Regions from separate parts of the Homo sapiens genome. Here region 1 is linked to region 2. A link is a loop called in an ENCODE intact Hi-C map of the cell type or tissue named here. Cell type or tissue: OCI-LY7. All regions are shown on one strand. Region 1 overlaps RSPH14 (radial spoke head 14 homolog). Region 2 has its middle 34 kb from the start of GNAZ.

Region 1 (5,000 bases), 76 kb after region 2:
CAGGAGCCTCTCACAGTCACTTCTCGGAGGTGAACAGAACTGGAGGGCATCACGGCAGCCCCCACACAAGAGGAAGTCCAGACTGACGAGGCCACAGGGTGACAAGAGCGAGCCACGTTCTGGGGCCCTCCCACCAGGAGGCCCACCCCACCCATGGTGCTCCAGCCAGGAACAGGTCACCAGAGGTCCTCCCCTCTCCCCTGCCCACTGCCCTGTCTCTCAGGGCACAGCAAGGCAGGTCCTTAAAGAGACAGAGGGAGAGCAGGGTACCCTCGCTACCAGAGACCCTCTCCCACCACCTGAGCAGATGGGCAGTAGACAGTGTTTGGCCAACCAGGCTGTGTGCCCCTGTGGGCACCTGCCCCAGCTCAAGGGTCAGCAGCTTCACCTGCCACTGGTCTGCTGTGGTGTGAGACTCTGAGGGTGAGGGTGTCCACCCTGGTTGTCATAGAAACAGCAGTGCGTCTGCAGAGAGTTCATGCCAAGCTCAGCAGAGGGAGGAAGCAGCTGGCCTGGGAGGCAGCTGTTGTCATTGACTCCTGAGAGCTCAGTGTTGGGAAGGACCCAAGGGCCCACCACACTCTGAGGCTGGCGAGCACACGGGGCAACTCAGGCCTCCCTGCCCACCATCTTTCTTTGGGCAGCTGCACCATGTTGTCTGTCCTCTTGTCCACTTGGGGTCAGCGACGATTCCATCTAGGTGCTGGGTGAACCAAGCACAGGGGTGCTGCCTCAGAGCCACTTCGAATGAGGGGGTAGGATAGCACTGGGATTCCAGCAGGCGATCATCATTTGCTGGGGGGCCTGCGCGCCTTCCCTGTGAGCGTGAGCAGGAATGACTCATGCCTCCTCCACCTGCTCTCACACTGAGCCTCTGCCGGGGAGTGGCCTCACTGTCTGCCTGGTTTTTGTCTGTCTGCCCCTTTGTCTCCCAGTCCCATTACCTGTCATGCATCCTAAGCTCCTGAGGACAGAGAAGGTGGAGAGTAGCAGAGCCAGAGAGGCTCTCCTGTGACGTGGCTGGCTCTGTACCGAGCAGGGGGTGCGGCCACAAATCTCCAAGCCCAGGCCAGGGGAGAGAGGCAAGCGCACTGGACTCGGTTCCGCCTAGTGGCAAAGAGGCCCAGAAAAGTCTCAAGTGCTTGGGACAGGGCCCCATCTGCATGTGATGTGTTGGGGCCTCTGGAAACGGAGATGCCAAGGCAGTCTTCTCTGAGGTCAGTGGTGATGCCAGAGAGGTGAGGCTCAGGCCATTGCCAGCTGCACCAGAGACACCAAAGCACTCCAGGGTCCCCCAAGGTCACTTTAGTAGAACCCAGTGACCATCTTGGACAAACAGCTTATTTTACTGAGGCAGGAGCTGCGGCCCAGAGCAGAAGTGACATGCCCAGGGTCTCACTGCAGTTTGGTGGGAGAATTAGGTTTCAGAACACAAGACAGCCAGTACCTCCCAGGCCCCTTCCTCAGGGAGCCAGCAGGGTCGTGGGCAAGCGGCCAGGCTCCACAGGGCAAGCCCCTTTGGACTTAACCCTGTTTGTGACAGCCCTGGTCCCTGACAGTCCTCAGATCCCGGTGGCAGTGGGCAGTGGGCTGTCTGAAACCAAGGTGCTCCTTATTTCCAAACCAGAGGTGTCTGATCACAGAGTGTGTCACTAGGAGCATGTTCTGAGAAGCCAGGGAGCCTGGTGCCCAGGTTCCCATCCTTAGACCAGTCCTCTGTCCCTTGCAGCCTTAGTCTCATCCACAGCAAGACTGGAGCCTTGGGGGTAACCAGGAAAGGACAGGCACTGCCCCTGGCATTCATGCAGGGACCAGGAGGGCCAGAACACAGGCACCCTCAGCCTCCTGTCTTCACCCCGCAGCCCAAAGGAGGGCTGCCTGACCTCCGGGCCTCACTTCTCTCCCAGCACCAAGAAAGAGGTTCCCAGCTGCATTTCTGGTTTCTGAGGGGCCCTTCTGCTTCCCCAGCTGCCACAGCCCCAGGCCCTGCCTGGGGGTCTCTGGAGGAAGCAGAAGAGGCATCCTTCGGCCCCGCCCCAAGCACACCAGGCTCTAGGGCCCAGTGCTCACCAGGCCGTTTGCTCTTTGCCTCCCAAGACCGTGGGAGGTCCAGGGACCTGGTCAGTGGCAATGCCTTCCACCAGGTACATGGTTGAAGAGGTGCGGGGAGCATGCCAGGGTGCAGCCAGGAGGCCAGATGACCACAACCAGGGGTATGACAGCCCTGGACACAGCAGGTCTGTGGCCACGGCAGGAGGGCGAGATGGACACTTAGCAGGAGGCTGGGCTGAGCTCCTGGTGGAGTCAGGGTGGGACTGTGGCAGGGAGACCCCCTTCTCCAGCAAGGACAGGGCCACTTCCTGAGAAATGGAGCATCGGACAAACACCAGCGGGGTGGGAATGGCAAGTGCTCAAGGTAAGCACGATGCAGCTGCGACCTGTAGACTGGCTGCAATGGGGAGCCTGGCCAGGAGAAGCCAGAGACGGACACCAAGGTCAGATCCTGAAGCACAGAAGACCCTCAGTGGGGATAGGGACCTGGCTGCAGGGAGCAAGGTGGCCAGTGTGGACCCATCAGGAAGGCAGGGGCCTGGTCTGGGGACCCCACAGCTCCAGCTGGGCAGAGCTACCCCATGCTGTGCTGTGCCATGGAATACCAGCCAAGAGACCAGGAGCAGGGAGCGTTCTGATAGGAACATCCAGCTTTCAGGTCTGACGTGGCCCATTTTACCAGAAGAAGGGGACCTGCTCTGAGCATAGCAGCCCCCTCTGCCTGGAACCTCACAGGGCTCACCTCCAGGCTAGCACCCTGCCCCTGCGGCTGACCCTGGCCAGGAAGACACATGTTAGACAGCTGGCTGGACTTGGTGCCTGCTGTGGCTGCAACTCCCCTGGGAAGACAGCTGAGTGTTCTGACGTTGGCTAAACTGCATCTTTACAACAGCTGGGGCCCCAGCGCCACCTGGCCCTGTGCCCAGGCAAGGCCCTGCTGGTCCCAGCATCCTTCTCTCCCACAGATCTTACCCCGGCTCCCACCCCAGCACTCTGGCCAGCACCGCCTCCCTGTTTCATAGTCCCATCAACCCCTCACACACTGGCTCCCAGCTGCTGCCACCACCTTGAGCTGTCTCGGATAGCCTCCTGCCCATACCCCTTTGGCCTGAGGGTAGATGTAGGCCAAGAGCTTGCACCTACAAGCTTCCCCAAAAGGGAAGTGAACTCAGGAATTCCTGATGAGGATTCCAGGACTGGCTGGGGAAGCACGGGGTTGCAAGCGAATAAGCTATTTCCTTTGCGACTGATACCATCCTTGGAGTGGATTTCCTCTGGTGCCTTCCCTGTTCCACAGCTGCAGAGGCATCTAGCACAGGGGGCCAACACCACAGGCCCCTCCACTCGGTACACCTGCCAGGACCTCGGCGCATCATCAGATGGTGGGGCCCACTCGCCCTCTCCCCACTAGAGAAGTCTGGGAATGCCTGTGTCCCAGACCCCCTCGGCAGCACTCAGGATGGCCCAGGCAGGTTGCAGAGGCTCCTGCCCACCAGGCCTGTCACACAGAGCTCTGGGAAATGGAGATGGGCAGTCAGTGCCAGCCAAGGGCAGGCACCCGCTACCGATGGAGGCATGTTGGTCACTGTGTCAGCAGTGCCCCATGTCCCTCCAGCCACACCCTGCCCAGCAGACAGGCAGCCCCACCAAGGTGTCCCCAAGCTTCCACCACAAAGGGAGGCCCAGAGGGGTGAGAGGCTTGGCCGGTACTTTGTGAAAGGTGACAGCATGAAGCTCATCTCTGTATGAAACCTCTGCCTCGGCCCCTCAGTCAGGGTGCTGCCCTCAGAGCCTGGTACTCGGTGGCCCTGGTCAGGCCTGGTGGCTCAGCTGCAGGCTGGGTGGCCGCAGGGCTGGCCTGTCCATGGTGAATGGAGCGCATTCATGTCTACAACCCCGCCCCACAGCTCTGCTCTCGGCGTGAAAAAGCTGAATTCACGGTTCGGATGAACACTCCCAGCTTTTCTACAGTGGGCTGACTTGAGCTTCTCAGTCTGTAACAGAACTGAGGACTTGCTCTACAGATGAGGAAACTGAGGCCCAGGGTGGGACAGACCGGCCCCGGCCCCACCCTTCCCAGCAATGCGGCTGCATCCCCATGCCTCTGTGCCTCTGCCAGCCCCTCCTGCAATGCCTTCCCTTCCCCTCAGCCCCCAGAGGTCCAGTCAAAACGTCCTGCTCTTGTATTACCCCTCGCCCCCTGCATTCCTGTGGTGTGTCACCTGTCAGAGTTGTAGCTGGCCAGCACTATCTGCAGCAGTGCCAGCTGCTCACAGTCACTTGTGCCTGGGTGTGGGGACTAAGCTGTCCATGTGTATCCCACATCAGCCCTCAGCCCCCTCACGAGGGAAGTATGCTTACATATTCTGTGTGTGTGTGGTTATTTTTTTGGAGGGGGGACAGGTTCAGAACAGCTGGCAGAGCAGGAGGTTGGGCCTGCATTGGCCACTCCGCAGCTGCCACACCGGCTCCAGCATTCCCTCCTGCCTGTCCTCACCCACCTTGTTGAGAGCAAGGCTGTCTGCTTGCCTCCATCCCTCACACAAGAGCACCTGGAGAGCCTCTGCCCAGGGAGGTGAGGAAAGGGAGAGGGCAGTGGGGACTGCCATGAAGGCATCTCAGAAGCTGGCAGGGCTGGGGGTTCCAGGTCATCTGTGTCCCAGGGATGATGCTGGTTCCAGGAAGAGCTGAAACCTTAATGTCACGTGCATTTTATGTGAGGTTTGAGGCCCCTAGTTGGGCCAGCTGGCCTTGCTCTGTGCTGTGGCCACAGCAAACTGCATGGGGTCCTGTGGAGTAAGGGACCTAGTGGAGAGTGAGTGGACAGGGAGACCAGATGGGTCAGTACAGAGCCTTCCCCAGCCATGTGGCCATATCACACTGGCATCACCCACCTATTCCCCAATACAACACAGTCCGGGGGCCCCTCACCTGGCTGAGGTATGTGA
Region 2 (5,000 bases):
GCCCCTCGAGCTGCATGGAGAACAGCAACGGCCCTTTGCTCATCTGCAGCTTACAGCACTGTCTCCACTTCATCTTGATGCTGCTCCTGGTCAGTCTCAGCATGCTAGGGATCTCCTTACTCACAGACCCAACTCCTGATAACCAAGTAATTGCTACTAGGTAGGGTGCTCTGGGGTGGACCCTAATAGCACTTTGGAAGGCCGAGGCAGGCGGATCACCTGAGGTCAGGAGTTCGAGATCAGCCTGGCTAACATGGAGAAACCCCATCTCTACTAAAAATACAAAAGTAGCCAGGTGTGGTGGTGCCTGCCTGTGATCCCAGCTACTCGGGAGGCTGAGGCAGGAGAATCACTTGAACCTGGGAGGCAGAGATTGCGGTGGGCCGAGATCACGCCATTGCACTCCAGCCTGGGCAACAGGAGCGAAACTCCATCTAAAAAAAAAAAAAATAGGGGAATTCCTGCATTCTCTTTGGAAAGAGGAGGGCTGGGGGTGGCACTGGAGTGAATTAGAAATAGGAGGGTAACCCTGGAAGGGCCCGGCTTAATGAAACAAAGCTGAACTCACCTAATGCTCTGCAGTGATCTGTCAATTAGGTGTTCATTTAGATAGAGAAGTTTGGCTTTTAAAATGCAAATTTTCTTTGGAAGTATTAAGTTCACCAACCTCAGTATGCATTAATGCAATCAGGGCAATCCCAGCTGCTACCCACCCAGGGGGAATTAAGCCAATGGCAAGGGGGAGGGGTGGTGTTGTGGGCAGCTGCCTACAGCCTTCTCCTCATGAGCCATTTCTTACCTCCCAGGAGGCAGGTGTCAGTCACCCCTGTTTTGAATATTTATTACAAAGTCTGGGTTCAGAGAAATTAAGTAATTTCTCCAAGGTAACAAAACTACTAAGTGTCAGGCCTGGGCCCCAACCTGGCTCCAGAACTCATGCTGGCTCCACCAGGTTGTTATAAGTTTAGATAAGTGTGAACAGGGCAGGAGAGGGCTCTCCCCTACCCACTAGAAATGTCAGGTGATGGTTCAGCAGTTATCACATTGCCTCTCTAAAAATGATAACGCAACAGCACCAGAGAGAGGCCATTTCCTGATGTTCCACACCTGTTAACAGCAAAATGTTAATTGAATGCAGGCCCCAGGGAGAAGCAACTTCCTGGGCATGCAAGTTAGGAGACAAAAATGGTGAAGTATGATCTTCCGGGGGCACACGCCACTGGAAAAAGAAAGAAAGCCTCAGACGGGCGTGCATATAACTCCCTAAACACAGTGCGCATGCTCAATTCCAAAGGCTAAGGAAAGCACTGCGCATGCGGAAAGCCCGCCCGAAGGGCAGAATCATGGGAAAGAGGCAAGCTCATAAAAGTCCTAGGATCATGGTTAAATGGGGCACTTGACCTTCTCTCTTTAACCTTCACATGTCCTCCTGGGTCTCTTCCAAGCACCCCTTCCTTTCTTTCCTGTTCTAAGGCCTTTTAAAATAAACTTCCACTCCTGTTCTGGAACTTGCCTCAGTCTCTCTTTCTGCTTTATGTCTCTCAGTCAAATCCTTTCTTCTGAGAAGGCAAAGACTGAAGTTGCTACAGACCCATATGGATAGGCCACCAGTAACTTGGGGTAACTCGGATCCCTTCCATCGGTAACAAAGTCACCCACTTTGCCAACTTAGCAGGACAGGGACTTGGCCCCAACAGAAAGCAGCAGGAGAGAGGGTCCTGAGGGTTCAGCCAGCAAGCAACAGGGTCTGAGGTTCAGGGAGGACCGCAGAAGGGACTGGGGACAGAAGACCTGTACCTTTCTACCAGCTTCACCCAGGGTCTGGATAAAAACTGGCACTTGGAAGACTGCAAGCCCCAGGGTCCCCCAGCTCCATCGTGGGGATTTTCCCTCTGGCCACCCCATTTTTCTGCTCAGCATTTTCCATTTGGTTCATTCCTCTCTTGCACACATAGCCCTGCTGGAAGAGGGGCAAAGCACATGGGGAAAGGAGCTGGCTGCTCACACCCCACGTGATTGCCACCTGCATCAGTGACACACATGGGAGACTTCCCTGCTCCTGGCACTTTGAGAAGCTGGGGGTGGGTGACTTTCTATTTCCTGTTGCTCAGGGTCTCATCCGTTTTCTGTATTCTTTTCTGCTGTTCTCTTACTCTCAACTTCTTGATGTTGCTCACTTCTTGTTTAGTCAGCCACACATTTTTTTGAGTGTTTCCTACCTGCCTGGCTCTAGAGAACACAAAGAAAGTAGCTGCTGAAGCCAGGCACGGTGGCTCACGCCTGTAATCCCAGCACTTTGGGAGGCCAAGGTGGGCAGATCACGAGGTCAGGAGATCGAGACCATCCTAGCTAACATGGTGAAACCCTGTGTCTGCTAAAAATACAAAAAAAATTAGCTGTGCATGGTGGCACGTGCCTGTAGTCCCAGCTACTCAGGAGGCTGAGGCAGGAGAATCGCTTGAACCCGGGAGGCGGAGGTTGCAGTGAGCCGAGATTGTGCCACGGCACTCCAGACTGGGTGACAGACTGAGATTCTGTCTCAAAAAAAAAAAAAAGAAAAGAAAAGAAAAAAGAAAGTAGCTGCTGAAAGAGGAAGGGGAGAGGAAGATAAAAATGAGTGTTTATGGGTCAGTGACAACGTGCCAGGCCCTGGTCCACTGTGCATGGCACCTCTGCTCACCACTGTCAGGGAAGGATGACTCTGTCCCCGACTCAACGCAAGCTCAGAAGCCCACAGGCACTGTGCAACCCTTGGCCCTGGCTCTTCCAGTGACCTCATCCACAGGAAGCTGATTGTGTCCTTGAGAAGGCAAAATGTGCACATATGGCATCACCAGGAAGCAATTAAAGGCTAAGCTGAGTCTCTGTCATCAACACAGCAGAATCTGAGTCCCAGAATTCTAGTCTGAGAGGTGGGGCTCAGGCTGGGGAGGCAGCACAGCCCAGCAGGGCTCCTAAACATCCCTGCCATGGTTTAGCAGGAGAGAGTGTGGGCCAGAGCTTCAAATACCCTCCACTGAGGCTGGGGTAACAGGTTCCAATGTATCTACTCTCCTGATCCCAGCCCTTAAAACAAAACAAAACCACAACAATCAGCTGGGTTTTGTTACTTCCCCAAGTTCGCAGATATGTTTTTAGGAAGAGGAAAAAATGACAGACCAGAAGGGAAAGGGAGTGCCCCCCTTAGGGTCCGCAAAGGTGCAGCTGAACTAGGCCCTAGGCCCAGGTGCTGGCTCTTCTGGACTGAGCTAGCACCGTCTCTGATGCCCATAGAGGGCTCTGGAATGAAAGCAGCTCTGGGGCTGCCCTGTCCTGTGCATCCACATGACAGAGCTTCTCCCAGCACCACCATCAGAAGTAGACCCCAGCGTGATGGGCAGCTGCTCCCCATATGAAGAGGTTCACATTCCTGCACCCTCAGACGGGGAAAGAGCTCTGAGCTTATTGCCTCCAACTCCTGCCTCACAGCTGAGGGACACTGAGCCCCACAGCAGTGTGTCACCCTTTGCCAAGGTCACACACCACAGGGTGCCAGAGCCAGAACAAACTCCAGGGTCCTGATTCCTACACTTTCCCATCCACATTCCATCTTGTGTTGGAGTCTAACAACCAGATCTCTTTTCAGTCCTTTGAGATCCTGGTGTCCAGCTGTGGGCCAAGGTACTGTGTGGTCTTCATGGCAGGGTCCCAGGTGGTGACGCACCCCTCTCCTCCCTCCATGGCTCCACCAGCTCTGTTGGAGTTTATGCATCAGCCAAGAGGAAACGGTAGATCAGGATGCAGAGACACAGGGGAGCAGAATCCCCATCCCCGCAGCACAGCCAGATGAGAGGAGGTTCCAAAGTCCTGTGTGCAGTACTCAGCACCCCTTGGCCCCACACTCTGCACCCTCAGAAATGTCCCTCCAGGCAGGGGCCCAGGCATTCACTTGTCCTGAGACACCTCATGGGGGTGTTCAGGGCAAGTGGAGGCACCTATGAGACAGCCAGGTGGAACCATCTGGGCTGGTGGGACGGGCATGGGAGAGGACAGAAAATGCACTGGTAGGCTCCCAGAGGTGCATATAAGGGAAACACAAGGGGTACGAGGGCCACCCCATGGGAAGTGGAAGAGACAGTGCAGGGGCAGAAAAGCAGAAGTACTTTGTTTCCTGGAAATGTTTTAGGGAGGGGGAGGTGGTGAGGATCCATTGAGGGAAATGCTGATGGCTGAAGAAAGATGAGGCCTGATGACTGGTAGTTGGGTTCCTACACATGGAGACCACGTTGTGCCCCACAGGAGCAATCTGGTGGTGTGGTGTCGGGGAGGGTGGAGGAATTGGGTTACAGAGCCTGTGCAGGGATTTGGAACCAGAGGGCTCCTCAGAACGGGAGAAGGAGATGGTCTGTAAGGACCTGTTCGACTCCAGTGAGGGTATGAGGGACAGTGAGGGAGGAAAGCAGTCCCACATAGGAGGACGCCCAGAGTGGGGAAGCAGGTCTTGGGGAGAGCTAGGTTTCAGTCCGAGCGAGAAGGGAGAGGATGTTCCAGGAACAGGCTGAGACCCTGGGGCCTCCAGAAGGCTTGAAAGAAAGGTTTCAGCAGATGGGGTCAGAAAAGGAGTGTTCAGGGCCATAGGGGGAGGGTGACCTGAGCTTCTTGCAGTCCCTGACGCAAACAGGGATAAAGGACATAATGAGATTAGTCCTGAATCTGAGGCAGAGAGTGATGAGGAGACTGTGAGTTTGCGGGAGGGAGGGGAGGGCCTGGCTGGGAGAAGGCTGGGTTCTAGGTTCCCTATAGTCCTGCCAGAGAAAGTCAGAGCCCAGAGAGTCAATGGCTCCCTCCTGACACCTGCACAGGGAAGTGTACACCTGGCCAGGGTGGGTGCTCTGTAGACTGCTGTGGGGTGAGGGAGCAGCTTCTCCTGGGCATAGGACTCAAGGCACCTGCAGGATGCAGGGCTCCAGGCTCCCTCAGTGCCTGCTGATGGCTCTCCTCTGAGAGGGGGTAAACTGGCT

Evidence for each region. A loop is a pair of places that touch in the nucleus more often than their neighbours do. Peaks named below come from ENCODE experiments on the same cell type or tissue, not always from the same donor. Only the 100,000 strongest peaks of a DNase experiment are listed, where the experiment ranks them.
Region 1: it touches region 2 in a loop (6-fold over the local background); 2 of 110 quality-filtered maps call a loop at or near these places.

What each region holds. Positions count from the first base shown.
Region 1 is chr22:23,110,276-23,115,275 of GRCh38, forward strand. The region is part of intron 4 of RSPH14 (radial spoke head 14 homolog); the gene reads right to left. The region is part of intron 2 of GNAZ (G protein subunit alpha z); the gene reads left to right. Among named protein-coding and RNA genes, the nearest start is that of RSPH14, 29 kb to the right of the region's middle. RefSeq lists an enhancer at 2,509-3,412. In OCI-LY7, a CTCF peak has its summit at 2,987; a DNase peak (open chromatin) is centred at 2,906.
Region 2 is chr22:23,034,063-23,039,062 of GRCh38, forward strand. No RefSeq gene overlaps it. Among named protein-coding and RNA genes, the nearest start is that of GNAZ, 34 kb to the right of the region's middle. In OCI-LY7, a CTCF peak has its summit at 1,888; DNase peaks (open chromatin) are centred at 749, 1,079, 2,049, 2,779 and 2 weaker places; H3K4me3 peaks cover 3,671 bases; H3K27ac peaks cover 5,000 bases.